Regions from separate parts of the Mus musculus genome. Here all the other regions are linked to region 3. A link is a loop called in an ENCODE intact Hi-C map of the cell type or tissue named here. Cell type or tissue: left cerebral cortex. All regions are shown on one strand.

The links. Peaks named below come from ENCODE experiments on the same cell type or tissue, not always from the same donor. Only the 100,000 strongest peaks of a DNase experiment are listed, where the experiment ranks them.
Region 1: a loop joins it to region 3, with 7 times the contacts of the local background. A loop is called at or near these places in 3 of 42 quality-filtered maps.
Region 2: a loop joins it to region 3, with 2.8 times the contacts of the local background. A loop is called at or near these places in 2 of 42 quality-filtered maps.
Region 4: a loop joins it to region 3, with 2.9 times the contacts of the local background. A loop is called at or near these places in 3 of 42 quality-filtered maps.

Annotation. Positions count from the first base shown.
Region 1 is chr4:82,291,377-82,296,376 of GRCm38, reverse strand. Nfib (nuclear factor I/B) reads left to right here. Exons shown (of 12, transcript NM_001113209.2): 12 at 1-5,000. Among named protein-coding and RNA genes, the nearest start is that of Nfib, 210 kb to the left of the region's middle. In left cerebral cortex, a CTCF peak has its summit at 1,932; a DNase peak (open chromatin) is centred at 2,107; H3K27ac peaks cover 74 bases.
Region 2 is chr4:81,821,466-81,826,465 of GRCm38, reverse strand. No RefSeq gene overlaps it. Among named protein-coding and RNA genes, the nearest start is that of Gm11412, 80 kb to the right of the region's middle. In left cerebral cortex, no CTCF peak of the experiment used is centred here; DNase peaks (open chromatin) are centred at 786 and 2,925.
Region 3 is chr4:82,540,281-82,545,280 of GRCm38, reverse strand. The region is part of intron 1 of Gm11266 (predicted gene 11266); the gene reads right to left. Among named protein-coding and RNA genes, the nearest start is that of Gm11266, 35 kb to the right of the region's middle. In left cerebral cortex, a CTCF peak has its summit at 2,948 (motif pointing right); DNase peaks (open chromatin) are centred at 2,214, 2,957, 3,585 and 4,562; H3K27ac peaks cover 2,434 bases.
Region 4 is chr4:82,611,820-82,616,819 of GRCm38, reverse strand. No RefSeq gene overlaps it. Among named protein-coding and RNA genes, the nearest start is that of n-THgtg10, 5.4 kb to the left of the region's middle. In left cerebral cortex, CTCF peaks have their summits at 2,240 and 2,445 (motif pointing right); a DNase peak (open chromatin) is centred at 2,503; H3K4me3 peaks cover 393 bases; H3K27ac peaks cover 247 bases.

The sequences.
Region 1 (5,000 bases), 250 kb after region 3:
TAATATTTGCATGATAAGCTAGTTTTCTTGGTTAGTATTCTTGTTGTTTACGCATGGAGTCACTATTCCTGGTTATCTCAACAACGAAGGCTAGGAGGCGGCGTCAGAGGTGCTGGGGACAGAGCCATGAGCCAGCCATTTTATAAGCACTCTGATTTCTAAAAGTTAAAATTATATATATATATATATATATATATAAAAGAATCTCTGTAGCCTTTAGTTATCCGTACAGATTTATTAAATTTTGGCCCTTAACCCAGCCTTTTCCAGTGTGTAACCCAGTTTGAAATCTTAAAAAGGAAAAAAAAAAAAAAAGAGAAAAAAGAAAAATAGGGAAAAAAAAAACAGTTTGAACTCAAAGGCTCTATGGAAGAAATGCCTCTATGTGGGTAAAGGGTTACCTCTGCATGCAACAGTAAAAAGTAATATAATGTTTTCCCCACAAAAGAAACACTTAACAGAGGCAAGTGCAATTTATAAATTTATATCTAAAGGGGAATCATGATTATAAGTCCTTCAGCCCTTGGACTCTAAATTGAGGGGATTAAAAAGAATTTAAAATAATTTTGAGCGAATTTATTTTCCCCTCAGTTTTTGAGGGCATTTAAAATAAGGCATTAAATCAAGACAAATCATGTGCTTGAACAGAAAAAAAATAAAAAATAAAAAAAATATTGAAAACACAGCACTTAGGTTGGCTTAGCTGCAGCCTCCTCAGAGGTCAGATTATTTATTTAAAATTACTGGTTGCATCAAGAACCCATAGGGTGTACAAACGGTTCTATACAATCTGCATCGTAGAGACAAAGAGGCAGGGAAATCCATGTCACAAGGGTAAAGCTCCCCGTGTACAGGCTGGGAATGCCAGGTAGGCTAGGAAAACCCGCTCGCTCTTCAGAGAAGTGCCATCAGGGTGCTGGGAACATGCATGGTGCTTTCGGACATTAGCCTTGTTCAACACATTTCTCGTATTGACAGATCTATAGTGTGCATGGGCAGACACATGCTGCCTCTGTGTCTCTTAAAATTTTAATTAAAAGTACTCTTTCCAGTAATCCTAATTTGCACGAAGATATAATGTCCACATTACGTGCCTTGCCTTGAAATCTAAAAAAAAAAAACAAAAGACAAAAAAAAACCACAAAAGTGACATCACTACACTTGTTTTGCTGCATTTATTATCGTTTTAAATCTTTACCATTTTTATGACAAAATATTTTGTACTCCAGACGAAGAAAAATGTGTGACATCATGGATTTTTTAGACAGTTACACCTTTATCTCACATTTATAAAGCATATCATGGCTGTGTATAGTTGCCGCTTAAAAATTGTAATCGACCAGCAATATTTTCAGTATTTTTGGTGTTTTTTCTATTAACCTTTCATGTTTTTCATCTTCCAATTAATATTTGGGGGGGAGGGGTTTCAAATTTATACGAATTATGCAATACCAAGTTTTGCCTATGTAGGTAGTGCTTTTAGCTGTATTGGTTATTATAGGTAAGTACACAGATTTAAAAAAGAAATAATGTATGCTTTTTTTGTTTGTTTGTTTATTTGTTTGTTTGTTTTAATTGACCAAAGTGGGTACTGCTATTTTTGCAGTGTGATGAGGTCCTTTTGTGTACTGAGAGATGGACAGGGGATTTTTTTTAATATACATATATAAATATATATATATTCAGGGGTGGGTGGGAGGATTTTTAACCCTTTACAGTGTAGCAGTGAAGCACTGCACCCTGAGATGGGCCTGGGCTGCAAAGCAACTGTTCTGCCTACTGTGACAAACTTCAACTTAAACAGGTTTCCCTCCCTCCACCCCTCCCCGTACTTTCCCACCTGGAGTGCAAGCTGAACTCCTTTCTGGTTTCCAAGCTAAGAAACCAGGAAGAAAAAGCAAGCACAGCAAAAGCCTCCTAGAGGCCAACTTAGAGGAACTGCCCTGTCTTATTTTAGTTGTTATTGATAGTTTTTTGTTTCTTTTTTTTTTTTTTTCCTGAAAGTTCCTGAAACCACAGTGGAAAGTGAGCCTGTCTCATATTTGGCAAAGACATTTCTTGAAGTGCCCACATAGCAGATGTTGGCTGTTTCACACTTTTGAGTTTAACACAGGAATAAGCTTTCTTCTACCAAACACATTCCCCCATCTGGAGGGAGAGCTCCCCTAGTCCCTCCCCGCCCTCTGTCATTTTGTTAATGACAGGATAGGCTGCTCCTGTGACTTACTACTTCAAAATGAATGGTGTTGCACCTAGGATCTTCTTCTTTGACATCCAGAAGGTTGACTAGAGAGAGGGTTGCTCTTCTTGGATGTATTTGGACTGATAGAGTAAAATCAAAGTTCAGTTTTTAAGGAACAAGAATAAATCAATCCTCTTATTTTACCTGCCCTTGTAAACTGGAAAGTGGAGCAGAGGGAAATATAGAATTTTAAGCAACCAATTTTTCTGTGGATGAATTAAGTGTGTTTGATAATGATGGTGGGGGTTGATTTGAACGGGTGGTACTTCAAGTATATATTTGAGTTAATTTCCCCTGAGGACTACAGGTGAATAGAGACCAATTTTATTTTGTCTTTTCCCCATCCCCCACCTGGTCCTATTGAGTGTATCCATTGCTCCAAGGAGATCTTTAGGAATTAGTGACATACGCAGTCGGCTGTAAAGAAGCTCTCTTGACCCCACCCCCAGCCCCACCCCAGGCCCTGCCCTAGTAAATAAACTGTCAAGTGTATGCATAGCAGATCATTTAATAGTGAGTTCATGAGAACGATGCTCAGAAGCCCGGGAATTAAATCTGACTAGTCCATTCATGACCACATGCTGGTTAGCACAGTGGGATTCTAGGATGCAGGTTCTAAGAAAGGCCAGCCTTGTCTGTTACTTGCTTTGCAGATAACACATCCTCTCAGCCAAGCTCATAGTGTCTTTCTGACCTATTTGCTGAAGAGTGCAACCCTACAGGACACAGTATTCTTTCCAGGCAGTCCCCTCTCCTTGTCACCCGTGAATGAACAATTGTTGCTAAAGTACATGGCACACTGTGGGCATCCCTGCCTGCCTCTTGGGTACAGAGGCCTAGGGCAACTGTTCCTTTTTTTTTTTTTTTTTTAACCTAGTTCAATGTTTCTTCTTTTCTTTGAGATAAACTTATTAAAAAAGCACTACTATAGAAAATCTCGAATCCACGTTTAGCCTTCTATTTTTTTTTAAAACCAGGAAGTATATTCTGACGAAGGGCCCCACTTTTGCAGGTCTTGCACGCCCCTTCCTTACCCAGACTGCAGAGCTTCAGGATGGTGAAGGTCACCCAAGGGCATCTGTTAGGAGGTGGTGTCTCCCACCACCAGCTCATGGCACTGTCCAACCTTTGTTGTATTGCTTTGCAGCCCACCACTCACAGTGCCTCTAAAGTGTGTGTTTCCCGAAGTGACGTGAGCAGTCGAGACTTGCCTAAGGGGGGAAAAAAAACCTGAGAGGCAGTGAAGGAGACTGTACATAAAGACATGGCAAAACCTTAAGTATAGCAATATAGTTATCGGGTAATTTTCGGGTGGGCAGCTCCATTATAAAGTATGTGAATGAGTCTGTGAAGCTGCGAGGAGAGAGAAGAGCTTGGCCTTCTTAATGAACCGCCTACCTTGTAGACAGTAATTTGTACACTGTATAGTTTTGTTAAGAATTTTTTTTTAAATTAAAATTCCCATGTTTGTAAAGCTAACTTTTTAACAATTATAATGGAACTATATGTTGTTTCCATTTTTAAAGTAAACAAGAATATTCCTTGTTTAGAGACTGGACTCGAGTTAAAACTCTCCAGGCTCTTAAGTTATGTATTAAAAAAAAAAAATCTGTCCATGTTAGGAGATATTTCACAGGTTCTTGTGCTTGAAAAGCATAGGACGCTAATCCTTAAAAAAAAGTGTAAATGGAGAAAAGTTATATTTTATGAAGGTTATTTTGTTGTATTTAGTATTGGAAGAGTTGGTTTTCAGAGCATTTCAGAATGTTGGAAGCACCGCTGTCCTTTTGTTAGTATATAAGGCCTTTTAGCAAAGGTTTTCTCCTTTTTTTTCCTTTTTATTTTGTGATTATTCCATGATGGTATTTAAGGATAAGTTTCACAGAGCATTCAGGATAGGCAGAAAAAATAATAGTGCGATGTCTCACATAACGTGTCCTCAGGGAGCAGAATCCGGATTTGTGACTTGTAGCTTCAAAAGGACTCAAGGGCAGAGACTGCACGGGAACACCTTGAGCAGCGAAGCAGGGCATGTTCTCTACCTAGACGCAGATTCTATGTACCGTGTGAAACGATGAAGGCTGCAGAAAGTTACCCCCTATCAGTGAACAGTATTCCTTCTCCATGAAACAACGCTACAGTCTTGCTGGCAGATAGGCCCCAAGCATGGCATTCAATATCGCTTACATGTTCCTGTCAAGGTCTTTTGTTCACATTAACCAGCTGCATGCTTCCTGGACTTTAAAAATTGGGGTTTCTATATTTAAAAAACAAAACATATGTGCAGGCTATTCAAGTTCAATAGTAAAAACTCAAAATTGAATGTTCTACTCCATGCTGAAGGAGCTGAAAACTGCCTTCTTCATGTTTTGCACTTTCTAGTAGTTGCCCTGTCTTTTCTAATTCCTGGAAATTGTGTGGGTGGAGTGGATCCCTGCACTGGGGGGAATAACATGGACCACTGATTTTGCCCTTTGACCCTGCACAATGACCTTTGCATCAGCCAAACTCATTGCCATGACAACTCTTTGTACTGTGTCGTGCCACAGATCTGTTGGTCACATTGTTAATAGTAAAGGGGACAAGTTGGAGACGGTCAATTTTTACATTTTTTTTTGTTGCAATTTTTCTTCAATGGTTGTAAGTAGTTTTGTTTTTTTTTTTTAATGATAAAAGGGTTCAGTAGTTAATACTCTTTAGAAATATCTGTGTGTTGCAATTCAAATGTATGTTGAGATTGTGAAAGCGCTTCAGTGGC
Region 2 (5,000 bases), 720 kb after region 3:
AGTTAATGTCTCGAGTAAGCATCACTGGAACCCCGCACCATGAACCAGTAGGCTGGAGTCCAGTATGGATCTAGTTGTCTAAGGTATTTACATTCTTCTTTTTCCCTTCCTTTGCTAAAGTTGAGTTTCACTATTAAAAGATCCTAGGGTTTGATTGCAGTCAACTGCTATTCTTTGCCAGCCACTCTTGGCAAAACCAGGTCTTTCAGAAACACACATCCTGCTTTGAATGCATTGAATCAGGACTCAGATAACCATGTGTTGAAGGGTGATGCCTGTCATTAACACTACAAATACCAGACCAGGCCTGCCACTAAGAGAGGGAAGGGAGAGAGGGAAAGAAAGGGAGGGGAGGGGGAGTGAGAGGGAGAGGGGGAGGGAGGGGGAGGACATTCTTTGAGAGCCCCCATCACAAACTATTTTAATGAACTGAGCTGGAGTTATTGCCTTTTAACTTAACATGGAAATTTACTTACAAAGATCTAGCAAATAGCCAGATCCCCAATTCTTAAGTGAGCTTTCTTCACACAAATGTTCTGTCCGGCTAGAACTGGTATCTAAGTCATGGTTGCGCTGTAAGATTCAAAGTATTTCATATTCTATTGTTTGACATTAGATATTTTTTTGTCTTTCCCATTTATTGGTCCACAGGGAGAGAGGTTGTCAGAACAGAACAAGGACAACACGTCTTTAAGTTTGCTTTAAATACCATCTTGCAACATGGCTGATTACATAAATTTGAAACAAATACTATCCTGGAGCATTTTGTAGAGCAGATCCTGTTTGTACATTTAGAAATAAATATGTAAAAATATGTGCCTATGTGCGCTAGATGGTTTCTTTTCACACTATGCAGAATTTGTCCTTTCTACAATATGTATGCTTTGTTTTACAGACAAGACATATGAAGAGGCTATTCAACAACCAAAATAAGAAAATGTCTCTCTCTGTTTTTAGAGCTAGGTAGTGCTCACTTCAGACTCCAAGGGTATCAAATTGGAAGATCCACATTAGAAGAGTCTCAAATTCCTAATTCAACTAACTAAAAGATACAATTACAAATTGTATCCTTCTGTATACATTTCATATAACTTGTAAAATTAAATGTTTATTTTTGTCTTTCCATTTTTATTTGCTAAAGCATATGGTATGATAAAAGGAAAGAACCCACACACACACACACACACACACACACACAGATACAGATACAGATGCATGTGTGTGTGTGTGTGTGTGTGTGTGAGTGTGTGTGTGTGTGTGTGTGTGTGTGTGTGTGTGTGTGTGCGTGCATGCGTATTTGGCCAAGAACTGATTGGGGAGGGATGGGATTTAGCATGTCTCCCACTGAAGGATGGGAAGAGCTGTCTTTAAATCTAATTTTAACATAAATACAAGGAATACCACATTTCAGCGTGTTCCCTACAGAATATCTTCTCTTTAACATTGGATTTTATCTCATCATACACAGCAGCATAAACAAAGACTCTCTGCCTATAGATATTATTTAAGCTACTTAACTAAATCTTTCTTACAAAATTTTCTTTAGTTCTAGGGATATAGAGGTGGCTCAGCAGATAAGAGCACTTGCTACTCTTGTACCAGTTTGGTGATGAACAAACTCACAGTCAGTGTAACTTCTGGTCCATGATATCTTCTAGCCTCTGTGGGCATCCACTGGCGTGTCACTCATAAACACACAGATAAACACAAACAATATATAATTAAAAGCATAAATACATTTTTAGTTCTGTGATAAACCTGTTACTTGAGCTAACAAGAAAGAATAATAACAGGGATGCCATAATCATTTAATATAAATGTGTTCTGCTCAAGCAAATTAATATGAAAAGGTATATGAAAGGATATTTTTAGAGTCATGCAGTAGCATTTTGAAGCAAATGTTTCTGTGATGCGAATCACTAATATAAATCTAAAGTAGTGATAAATGTTTCTATCATTATACTTCATTGAAACTCAAGCTATATTATTTTCTAATCATCATGGCGGTAGAGACAGAGTTTCAGATTTTTCCAAGAAGGCCTTTTTGTATATTATATTATTTGATCTTTATATGACTTAAAAAGTAGCCAGTGCAATCATTTCTTCAGAGCTGTGAATATAATCACGGAAAGCCAGCAGATTGGCTGGTACTACATAATAGTCAGCACCACACCTCTGGCTGATTGGCCAAGAAAACAGTCAGCAGTGCACTCCTACTGCTACTGAAGCTAGAAAGGAGAAACGAAAACTTGCAGAGATTACATCGTCACCTGACTGGCCTGTGTTCTATATCTAACCCCAGTCTTGGACCCTGTCTCTTTGAAATTCTATTCCATGTTCACACACGCTAGGCAGGCACCCTACCACTGACTCACATTCCAAAGGAGAGCATATTGTGACACAGAAACTAACATTATTTATAAACTTCTTAAATTAAATAAGATCTATACTTCAAATTAGAAATCTTTTCCTCGGCGGCTTATAAATAAGAGTACATCTTCCTCCATCTCAATTTAAGAAATAACATGGCCTTTTATAGGAAAGGTGGATACGTTTTCCTCCTCAGTTGAATCACCCTGGAATAAACTTTTGGGGCACTCAGTGTGCAGCCTAATTAATTCCATGCTGTGGAGAAGCAGAGCTCCCTGGGCCTGCTGTTTGCTATCCCTGTACCTCAGAACTGTGTCTGGAACACTTACAGTATCTGCAGTAGATCAACCAGAGGAAATCCAGACAAGCTTCCCAGTATCCAAACAGGAAGCTAAAAACCTCTGTCTCCCTTGGAAACCCTAATAAGCCAAAACTTTCTAGTGGAAATCAACTCAAACACTTCATTCCAACCCACGAGGTTGTTATTGCACATTAACAGTTTAAAACCCGAATTCCTTGAAGTTCAGTTTTAATCATTCTTCAGCATTCATGCAGTCCTGAACATCATGGCTTTGTGTACACCTACTGCTGGTACAACCGTGTGGGTGTTACAGCCTTGTTTCAGCATTTGCTCATCTGATGCAGATCCTAGGACTCCAACATGGTGACATCTTGATTCAGAAAAACCCCATTATAGCAAACTCCAGATAACTGACCTAGGAATTCAGGTTTTGATACTCGGCTCCTGTCAAAGGTTCTACCTCAACTAATTCGTTCCAAAATTAGCTATGCTGAACTCACCCATGCAGCTGACCACAAATTAAGAACAGACGTATTGCTAGCCAACCTGGAGAAAGAAGCTGAGGACCAGAGTTTAGGATGGATGGAAGAGTGCAGGCTTGCAACACAGCTCAACCAATGCCTGCCTTTCTCTGGAAGCAACACTTACTTAGCCTGGGCATATTGTTTTAGGTGTTGTTCAAAAGACAGGTTCACAGTGCTATCTCCGCACACCGTGGCATCTCCAGGAAGCTAGAAATTTCTTTTGCACCTGAACTTTCTTATTAAGACTTTTAGGGTTTTGCATGAAAACCCTTGGGAGCATGAACGCTGCAGAACTTGGCAAAGAAAGAGCAAATGGAACCTAATCACTAACACTGCAAAGTCAGCATCGAACTGTACTTCATTTGGCAATTTGAGTTGTCATGCTTTGAATTACCTCTGTCCATGTTTGGTGTAAAATAAAAGGCAAAATCTCAGCATCTTGGACAAGAATATTCTTTCGAGTACAGAAACTAGGTAGAGACTATCCTGCAACCATGACAGACAGAGTTATATTCTGTTTCTTTTGGCTTAAATTGCAATTTTACTATTAGGAGAGGCTTTAATGAATACCATAGTCTAGTGTGACATAGGGTCCCACATGCTTGTCCTGCCAGCCCTTAGGAAGTAACAGCAAGAGGACCACAAGTTCAAGGCTAACCTGGGCTATGCAGTGAGTTCCAGACTAGACACAACTACATGATAAGACCCTGATTCAAAATCACAGAACCTTAAGAAACCAATGAAAACAGACACTTTTACATCTTTCTCACTGTTGCCTCCAGTATTCATATGATACAATTAAGAGTTAGAGAAACGTGTTGCCAGAATGAACAGAACTTACAACAGGAGACCTTGAACATGGGTTTTCCAGATTTCAAGTTCAATGCCCTGTAGCTTTAGGATATGGTGTGAAAATTGATTATATTAATCCTATCATGCTTATTAAAGAACGAGACTTGTCATTATTTACTCAGTTTGAGGTCAGGACTAAGAATCCTACATAAAGAAGCAATTAGTTTTGAGACTAGGTTCCTAAAGAGAAACATAATCAATTTGATGCCCTGTATTATTGGCATGCCTTGCCTGACTTCCTGACTTTTCTCCATCTTTTTTTCATTTACTGTTCTCCCCAACATTATGAGGGTATAATGGACAAATAAAAATTGTTTGTGTTTCTGATGCATAATGTGATGTGTTGCTAGATGTGTGTTGTGATCTAAAATTAATCAGTTTTCTTCTTGTGTATGCGATAACATTTAAGATCCCTTCATATTTCTGAAATGTTCAATACACTATATTAATTATGTTCACCATGCTATGTGGTCAGTTTCCAAACTATATTCATATGGTTTGAAGCTCTGTACCCATAAACTACATCTGCTCATTTCCCTCTCACTCACTCACTTGCCCTATTCTACTTCTAAAATTCTGTTCTCTTAGGGTGTTGTTTAAGTGAGATTCGACAGCATTTGTCTTTCAGGGTCTGACTCTTTTCTCTTCCCATAATGACCTCTTGTTATAGCCATGGCAGGCTTTCTTTCTTCTTTATCTGAATAGCGTTGCTCCATTCCTTATTAGCCACTTCTCTGCTGATAAACCGGTTGGCTCCTCATCGTGGTTATTGAGAAAGAGATTGCTATGGAAGCAAAGATAGTTTTTCATGTACTGATTCAGTTCTTTTGGCTGCACACACAAAAGTGAAATAGTTGGATTAGATGGGTGTGTCATTGGCAACTTTTTTGAGAATTTCCAGTTTTATTTTTCAGAATGGCTGCACTAATTAACAATCAGGTCAGTGCTATATA
Region 3 (5,000 bases):
AGCTAAACATAACACTTAACCCTTTATCAGCTTGACACACAAACATACCGCTTTTAAGCCAAAGTGTTCCACTCACCCCCAAAGTCTCACTGAGGGTCTGAGGGAAGAGTTCAGTTGACAAAGTACTGCCATGAATGCCTGGGGACCTAATCTGGATTCCCAGTACCTACATAAAGGTCTCCTGTGCTGATGTGTCTTTAATCTTGGTGCTGGGAGTAAGGGGAGAGACGGGAGGATCCCCAGAATCCCCTGGGCAGCCACTGTAGACCATGCATGAGCTCTCTATTTAGTATGAGCCACTGTCTCAAAAATAAGGTGAAGAGAGATTGAGGAAGACGCCTGACCTCTGGCCTGTACATATACATGTGTCTACACACAAACATGGATATGCATACCCTACACACAGAGATTAAAAATTAATCCAATTTTAAAAAAAAGAAACGATAAAATGATACTTGTAAGGTTCTTAGAGCTGAACTCTAAAACAAACAAATAAACAAACAAAAAACCCAAAACCCAAACAATAACAACAACAGCCTGGGCCACATTAGTTCATCTAAAAGAATCATATCTGTGGTTTTCCTTCCATCCCTGGCAAAATTCTGGGTTCTATAAATTCTTTCCCAGTGATTATTAGGGATGGAAAATCTTAATGCAGTTAGAACAAAAAATTCAATGCAATATCCCAAGGTCACTGTAGCCCCCAGCCATGTTTTATTTGGGCTCCCATAATCTTAATATACACATCACTTGCATTTCATATCATTTGTCACTAGACTAGTTCCATGATGTCCAGAGGCCTAGTCACATATGAAAAGACAAGATCCCTGTTGGAAATTAAGAATTTGAAGCTGGAGAGAGCAGCACATCAAGACAAACATGGACCGCTTCTAAGTCATGGATCTTGTGTGACTGCTTATGTTGCACACCCATAAAGCCAGCTCTCGTGCCAAAATTTAAAAATAAAAGACTCTCACACTGGAAAATCTGTTGACATGGGATCTGTATCTCCAAATGGATGCACATAATTGGCTCCTGCCACATACCAACTTGCTTTAGTTTGATGGAACTGCCACAATCAAATGCCACAAAATCTAGCAGTTTAAACAAAGGCAATCACCTCACAGTTGGAGTCTCACATCTGAGACCAAGGTTATCAGCAGGGTTGAGGATCTTTCCTTGGTTTATATCGGGCCTCTGATCCTTGCATCTGGTTCCTTGTCCTTGTATCTTTATATGGTCTCGCTCTATACACATTTCTGTCAACCTTTCATCTGTTCCAGGCCAGTTACCCTAGATTAAGGCTTACCTCACTGAGACACAATTATGTCTCTAAAGAACCTGTCACGTGGGCCTGATGACATGGCTCAGCAGGTGCTTGTTGCCAAAACTGATCATCAAAACTGATCATCGTCTAAATTTGATCCCTGGAACCCAAAAAGTGGAAGGCCAACTCCTACAAGTTGTCCTCTGGCCTCCATAAGTGCATACACACAACAAATAAACAAGTAATCAATGAACGGAGTTTTTAAAAAAATGAACCTATCTCCAAATACAACCACACTCTGAGGTACAAGGGATTAGAACGGTAAGGTGAATTTTGGAAGCACGCATTTTAGCCCATAACACAGTTGTTTCCTTTAATGGGGGACACAGTACTCCAAGTCACTGCCATTAGCCACCTGGTAAAGCCTTCTCACCCAGAGTCTTCCCTTTGTGAGGCAGGAGTCAGTTACACAAAGCATCTCATCTGCATGCTTTGTGTAACATTCTTTTTCCTGGCTTACCTCTCTCAGAGGGAGACCGGCTCCTCCAGACCCCATCTCATACGGGACAACAACTGCACCCTTTCTCTTCATAGCTACAGAACTAAGGCTGCTGCTCAAGTATTCTTTACGGGGCAATCATGAGATCCCTAGTAGTGATGATAATAATAATAAACTGTGCCCATTGCACAGAGATAACAGTTGAAAGGCAGTGCAGAAGGAAGGGGCCGCCTGGAGGCATAACCGACTGCTCACGTCAGAGACAAGACATACAGGTTTGAGGAGTGGAAAACTCTCAGTGGCGCCATAATTCTTCCCCGGGGCTGATCACCTGACTAGATGAGGAATAGCTGTAATTGTTGATGGCAACTCAGTCTGGTCTTCATACCTATTTGCAGAAAAATGTTAGCCAGATTATAGCTGAAAACCCTGCTAATTCTGGAGAAGTTTTTGGTCTAGTGCCTAGAACAATTAAAGCATGTATTCACACCTACCACATGCGACACTGAGCAGAATTTCCAGCACAACACTTAGTACTTTATTTTTAAAAGAAATAGCAGAGACTGAGTGGTGCTCGCTCACTCTCCAGCTTCCTAGCTGGGTTTTCACTTGAGACTGGAGGGTGAGGGGCTTCTGAGCTGAAAAGAGATATATTTTTTGCGCTTTTAGAAAATCTTTGCTCAGAATCAGGAAACTTTGGATGCTAAAATGTGCCTGCACCTGCAAAGAAATTAACAAATTCCATTTGCAGGGCTCCGAGAAAAGATGGCTCAGTGTACCAGTTATTCAACCCTGGAGCTTAAGGGAGCCCTTGAACATCTTATTCAAAACTCTTTACTTTTAAGAGAAGGAATAAGGGGTTCTGAAATTTTAAATGGTTCCCCTCAAACCAGATCATCACCCACAAGGCAGAATTATTGTTTGCAGACCAACCAAAAGGGTTTGCTTTTAAACAAGCTTTGTCCTGCTAGCCTAAATTTTATGCAAAGAAAACCAAATAAAATACAGTAGCCCGCATGCAGCACACAGCTCTCTCTAGAGCAGTCTCTACTTGGACTGCAGAATTGAGAAAGGAAGGTCAAATTCCACTCCAAGGTGCTTAGCAAACAAAAGAAACTTTTCTGTGGTTGGTTTAGGAAGCTCCTGGCTGCTGGTCTCCACACAGCTCTCTGGAATCCGATATGAATCTAACACCAGAGGGCGCAGTATCCTTTGTCCTGGTGTCCTTCAGAGCCTTGAGACAGGCTCTGAAGCCTTGCTGGTCTTAAGAAACTCGATTTTCCTCTACTTACACATTTCTTGGAACCAGCTGAATCCCCAGGCTTCTTCATCTCATCTCCTTCCTTCCTAGAGGCCACCAGATTCTCCAAACAGTCTTGTGTGCATGCTGCAGGCTTTAGCAGGAAGGACTAGCGGCCTTCCCATGGCTGTGTCTCTGCTAAGCCTAGGAGACCCTACCAGTGGCCTATTGTCACTTCTCATCATGATCCAAAAGAAAGATGCAAAGCAAAAAAAATTTTTAAATCAGGACAAAATGAGCATCACGTGAGAAAAGGCACATATTCATTCTTTCTACTCACAAAAGAAACGTAATAAATGAAAGAATTGTTCCTGGGAAACTGTTACCCTCTTACAGGCATGTGTCCCCAACAGTCTGTGACTAGCTTTTGGTAGTAAATACTTACCAAAGGGACAGGCCTAAGCATCTGGGGGGTGGGGGACACACCTCTGCTACTCTCGGTCACCCACTCAATACAGTGTACCTATATCTCTCTGTGCCCTAACCAACTTCAGCAGGAAGAAATCTACTCCACACATGCTAACGTCTTCCCATATGAGATACCCTGCACTCCTGTTCCCACAGATAAATGAGCATCTCCTGTAACCACCAACCACCAAAAGCACAGCCTTCTGCAAAGTCCCCAAATTTGCTGTATGTGGCAGCTCAACCTTTAACCTCAGCACTCAGGAGGCAGAGACAAGCAGATCTCTGTGAGTCTGAGCCCAGTCTGGTCTGAATAGCCAGTTCTAAGAGAGAGACAGCTCCCCCTAAAACAAAAACAAAAACACAATTTTCCATTGTTCCATCTGCATAGAGGATCCTAAAGACATCTTAGAAAAAAAGCAATTACATTTATAGAAAGAGGATTTAAATTTGCACAGCCCCTTTTCTTATCTCTCATTGAAGTCTCCCAACAACTCTAAGAGATAGTCAAGGAAAGCCATAGCTTAATGGGCATTCCCCAGCCCTGGCTACCACAGGATGGAGGCAGCCTTAGGGTCTTGGTCATGAAGCTTGGAGAGGAACAGTTTATACAATTACAAGGCCTAGGACGTATACAATTATTACAGATAATTAATATGGTCTCAGTGTCTGAAAACATGTAGCAATTTTGGCTCCTGAACAGGACAGAAAGAAAAAAAGAAAGAAAGAAAACAAAAAGCTGCTATCAACTCTCGTCTTGTAACTTTTTTGATCACAATGTTTCACTCACAAATTTCACATACATCTTATTAGTTCACAGAGAGCAATGGGAAGGGCTGAGCCTGGAGACAGGCAGCCATGTTGTGTTTACTTGAGAGCATTTCTCTTCGACTCATAGAAAGATGATAGCATTTGTCAGGTATATACTCGGCCACTGAGATGAAAACTATAGGTGGTATTTTGGGAGGAAGAGTGAAGCTGAAGGCTTTCACTTTCAGTTTATGTTTTTATATTACTTGAAGAAATTTGATTTATGCCTGTCTTCCTATTATATCTTTTACATTTTGCTGGGGCTAATGAGACTCGTCAGAGCTGCTAGGAAGATGACTTATGTAACATGTCTAGATGGCACGTGCTCTGGCACACAGTTGATACCCACTAAACAGTAGCTCATTGTCAGCTTCTGTACCTCCTTCAAATTGAGCAAATGAACTCCAAACTCAAGATGTTCTGAGGCTGCTCCAGGCCCTGCTCTCAGCTCCTCCCACATCCTTGGGTCAAATCTGCCCCCTACCCCTCCCCCCCACCCCCACCCCCCCCCGTGCCTCAGTTTCTTCAAAATGACAATACAGAGTTGGGTTTAGAAAACTGTGCGGAAGCCAAGATGATCTGTTCCTCACCCAAAATTTCCTGAGATGCTGTCTACAATTTAGCCACACTTTGCAGGAGGATTGCCTCTCAAGCTTGGGCTTAGCAGATAGAATGCTTCCTAGGAGAAACTGCCCTGCAGGCTGTGCCGAGAGGGGCCA
Region 4 (5,000 bases), 72 kb before region 3:
GCATCCGTACCCACGTTTGCAGTCCCAGCTTTCGCCTCTTCATGTGGTTTCCATGACTGAACACCATGAAAATCAATGGTTACTTTCATCAACGGCTTGTTGACGCTAGAGTTCCTTCTTGCTGTTGTAAAAACGTGTCAAGTTTTCACTCTTAAAAACAATTTTATGTCAAATTCGTTTTCAGAATAAATTAAGGCCCAAGTTAAAAGAGGAAATGAATTCTTGTTTTTAATTACATTAACATGGAGACATTCCCTATTTTAATTTTTATGGAAGCATTTTATAAATACCAAAACAGACCCAATTATTATCTTCATGTTTATATAGTCTATATTTCATCATTCAGGGACAGTCCATATTTTATAAACAAAGTCATTATTTGCTAGTGAACAAACAGGTAATTGTGATATATGCTTCAAAAATCACCTCTCTAAAAGGTCACCTACAGGTCATTTCAGGGAAAATGAATTTTTAACATTGATGAAATGCTTGAGACTTGAATCCAGGACCATGCAACAGCAGCATCGAAGGCTATAGTTTTAATTAATTAATCACATTCTTTTACTGTAGTTTTAATTAATGAATGAATGGTATTCTTTACTATATTCAAGAGGCTCAACTACAGTGGCAAGAGATTATTTTGTTTGATTTCAGTGAATCTGACTTAAAAAAAATGTTTTATTAGTTCTTCAATCATACTTTACTACCCTCAATTCTTCTGAGATCTGCCCTGTTTCTCCATTCACCCAACTATGTGCCTTTTGGCTTTTATTTTTTTAACATCAAGTTATTCTTGGATGTGTGATCTTCTGCTGGAGCAGTGTGGTTGTCTTACCAGGGGTTATATTCTTGGAGAAACCTGAGTGCCAATAGCTTCTTGGCTAGGGGTGGGATTTCAGGCCCACGTGGACTGGCAGAGGTCTTGTGTGTGACGTCACAACCTTGGTGAGTCCAATGTGCAGCTGCCCCAATGTTTCCCTGTAGCGTCCGTGCCTCTGGCTCTTACACTCTTTCCGGCCTCTCTTCCTCAATGACCCCTGAGCCTTAGGAAAGGGGACTATGGTATATATATTAACTTGAGGGCTGAATATTCTGCAGTGTCTTATTTTCTGTGCCTTTGGCCAGTAGTTGTGGCCAAATATATATTAATCTGCTCTGTAACCTAAAACGTCATGTCCCTCATATTTGGTCTGCCTGTGTGGTCTATTAGAGGTTGTTCAAACAACATAATACAGCTACCTACATAACTGTAGTTGAGTGACTGATTAAAGATCCAGAGCTACACACACTTCATTACTACCAGCTGTAACCAAATGTTCTTTCTCTCTCGCTTTCTGCAGTACAACGGAGCAGAGCTAGCCCATTGGGTCCCATGGTCAACGTGTCTTATTGAAGAGACTTTATAGTCATAGACAATTTTTGTTTCTTTTTCAGTCAGTTTTCAGAAACAAAAATCTACATTTACTTTTCTAACCAAGTCACACATTGAACAACCCCAAGTAAACTATATATATATATATATATATATATATATATATATTCTTGTTTTACAATCATTCTCCAGTTATGAAGACTATATTTTAAACTTATTTTTCCACGATTAAAGCTCACCAATTCATAGGAAATGATTTGCTAAAACAGGATCTGACAAGCTAGAGCTCACTTTTAAGAAGCAGTGCTGAGGCAAAAAGCTTGTTGCACAGGTGCCCTGAGGATGCCCTGAGGCCCGGTGCTGAGCTGCAGCAAGAGAGGCAGTTGGCTTTGCAAAGAGCTAGCAAATACCCAACTGTTGGGCTTCAGTCTCAAGGATAAGGGCAGGGAGACATAAAGCGTGGGCCATTTCTCCCTTAGCACCTCAGCCACAAGAACCACAGTCTAAAAAATCCTAACAGAACCCCTACCCTACCTCTGCTAACTGGTACTGGTAACTCAGTGGCTGACAGTCAGTGGGAGACTTGGGCAGGTTGGTCTTCAGGAAGGGAAATTCTAACAAAAGCAGACTCTGAAAGAAACTGTAAAGAGACCTGGGGTTAGCCCCACCTCTGTCACTTCCACGGCTTGGCTTCCAGCGTGACCTCTTTCTGGTTTTGCTCATCAGCAAACTGGGGACAGTTTTAGAGTTAGACATGGTGCTGTGTAGTTGGCAAGGGTGTTCTCTCTTGCCTTCCTCCCCCTCCCAGGGAACTCTTTGTTCTGTGTGGTTTGTGTCGACTTCCCAGACCTCAAAAGCTGACAACCCCTCAACAAAAGGCCTACCCTGGACTCGGCCACTTTGATTGGCGGCAGTTCTACGACACTCTTGTCTCTGTCATTTAACTGCATGACAAGAGCGGTTTTTTTGTTTGTCTGTTTGTTTGTTTTGTTTTTTTCCCCAAATTCTGAGAACACTAGCTGGCCTGGGAGGCCCCTTTCTTATTAACCAAAATAAAAACAAATTGCCACTAGATGGCACTGCTTGTTGTTGGTCAGAGACAAGGAACTCCTTTCTGTTCTGGGCAGGGAGGGGCCAATTTCACACATTACATCAAGATCTGAGAATCAAACAGACCCCACCTAGGAGCTGGGGAAATTACCTCCACAGGTTGTCTTTATCCAGAGGTGATTTTAAAGGAATATATTGTGTTTGGATGTCAATGTTCAAAGGCTCCAAGGCAGAAAATTCCATTTCAAAAGAAAGTGTGATTAATGAAGCCACATAAATCCTGCCGAGCCGGAGCCATGGCAGGGATCACACCACACAAATCAGACAGCTGGGAGCCTCTCTCACTTTCTCCTGTTCCCATTTCTACGTCGTCACTGCATCCCTTGCTTCCTCTTTTCTTCTTTGTCATTTTGTGAACACACGGATCACCAAATCCAAAACAGGAGGGATTTTGACCGGAACTCATGGCTGCAGCTGCCTTCAAGCTGGGGCCTGGTCATTTGTGCTTTCTGCTTTTCCCAAGAATTCCAAAGGCCGACAGAGGCAGTAACAACCACAGCCTCACTAACTGCCTGCCAAACCTGAGGCAAGTCTGGATCTTTACATAGCCCACTCTTACACAGAGACAAGACTGAACTGAAGGATACTGTAGCTCTATACTAGAAGGGTTTTAGATGAGGTCTTGGGGTATTTTAGTGTACCTCACTAGGAACTTTACCCCCAAATTTCCTTGAGACAATGATGTTTCTGCCTCTTCAGAATCCTGTGCTTTTATAGCTGCTACCTGTGGCCCATGCTCTCTCAGATTTTTCCATCCAGGTACACAGCCTTCTCTCTCTCTCTCTCTCTCTCTCTCTCTCTCTCTCTCACACACACACACACACACACACACACACACACATAGTTCACACATTTCTGCCTTACTTGCTGTACTTAGAGTCCCCTCAGTGCACTAGAGTCATAGTCTCCTCTAGTCTTTGGCATCTGCTTCCAAGAATGAATCCAGTTCCCAGAGTGACCGTGACAGAAGGTTACCATGCTATCTAGAGTAAGGGCCATGGTCAGTCTAGTTGTCAAACATTCGAGCCCTAGGGCAGATGCTCTATTTAAACAACAAGTTACTTGATGGGTGCCCATCATAGACAAATACCTTGGTCTCGTCTCACCTCTCTTTGTCTACATACATGATATGACTGGCAAATATACCCTACGGAAGGGATGTGTAGACAACCTGAGCAAGTAAAGCAACCGTACAGAGGGCAGAGTGAATGCAAACACTCACTATGCTCACTACGATCCTCGGTACTACAACTTGGTTTTTAAGTTTTTAAATTCTTGTGTGTGTCACTGGTGTGTCTGCCTGGGTACTTGCACCGTGGTGTGGCTATGGAAGTCAGAGCACTTTGTGGAGTCAGTCCTCTCTTTCCACCTTTATGTGGGTTCCGGAGGTCAAACCACATTGTTAGGCTTGCTCAGCAAGTACCTATAGTTGTTGGCCTTCTCAATGGCTTATAATTATTATAATTATCACCATTACAATATGCTAGGCACAATGGCAGCTCAAGAGGCTAGAAGACTAAACAAAATGGGTAATATCTTTGCCTTAACGGAAGAGACAAAATTCATCTGACAAATTCAGTAAAAGAGTATAAAAAAAAAACAAGCAAGTCACAAAAATGATAAACATATGAACAACCATTTAACCCCATTTGGAAACCTAGAGCAATCTTCCTTTTATGACCAAGAGCCCAAAAGACTGAAAAGTAGTCTTCACAGAGATAACTGCTGCATACCACATGCTCTGGCTCTTGTGTGAAAGGCAAAAAGGAAAGAGACTTGGTCCCCTCTTGCAGTCTCAGCTTGGCTCTGATGCGGGGCGACCTGAAGGAATCTCGGCATCCGTGTGCAGCGTGGGGAACTTGCATCTTCAGGAGCATCTTCATGTCTGCGGGTGCCTTTGAGTGCCTGTGAAATGGCAGAGGCACATACCGAATAGCAACTTCCCTTCTTTTCTCTGAGAAAGGGTTTCTGTGTTGCCCTGGCTGCCCTGGAACCTGCTTTGCAGACCAGGCTGGCCTTGACTCATAGAGCTCCACCTCTCATGTGCTGGGTTTAAAGGCCTGTGCCACCATGCCTGGCTCCCCCTTTTTTTCCTGCTTTTAAGTAAAAATGTATTTGGTTTGATCCATACACTCCGTACACACTGTAGACAGCATCATTATAATATAATAATAAAGACAGGGCTTTCAGTGAGCTTAATGTCCATAGGAGAAATTAGGCATGCAAATAGATTGCTATAATCCAACAAACTATTGTAGGTGTAGGAAAGGCCTTGGGAGAATGCAGGACCCATGGCCTATAGAGAGACTCTACTGTTAGAAGGGACAAGCCCGCAGGATGAATTGAGAGGAGAATCTGTGGCAAGATTGCAAACACTCTCAAGCTATGAACAGGAAGCTGTTTTCCCTTTAAGCCAAGTTTACACTTTCCCCAAGTCACAGTTCAGGAGGAGTTGGAACTGCTCAAAGACTGGACCACTCCTGTCTAGTCAATCAACTTCATCTTTGAAGCATTTACC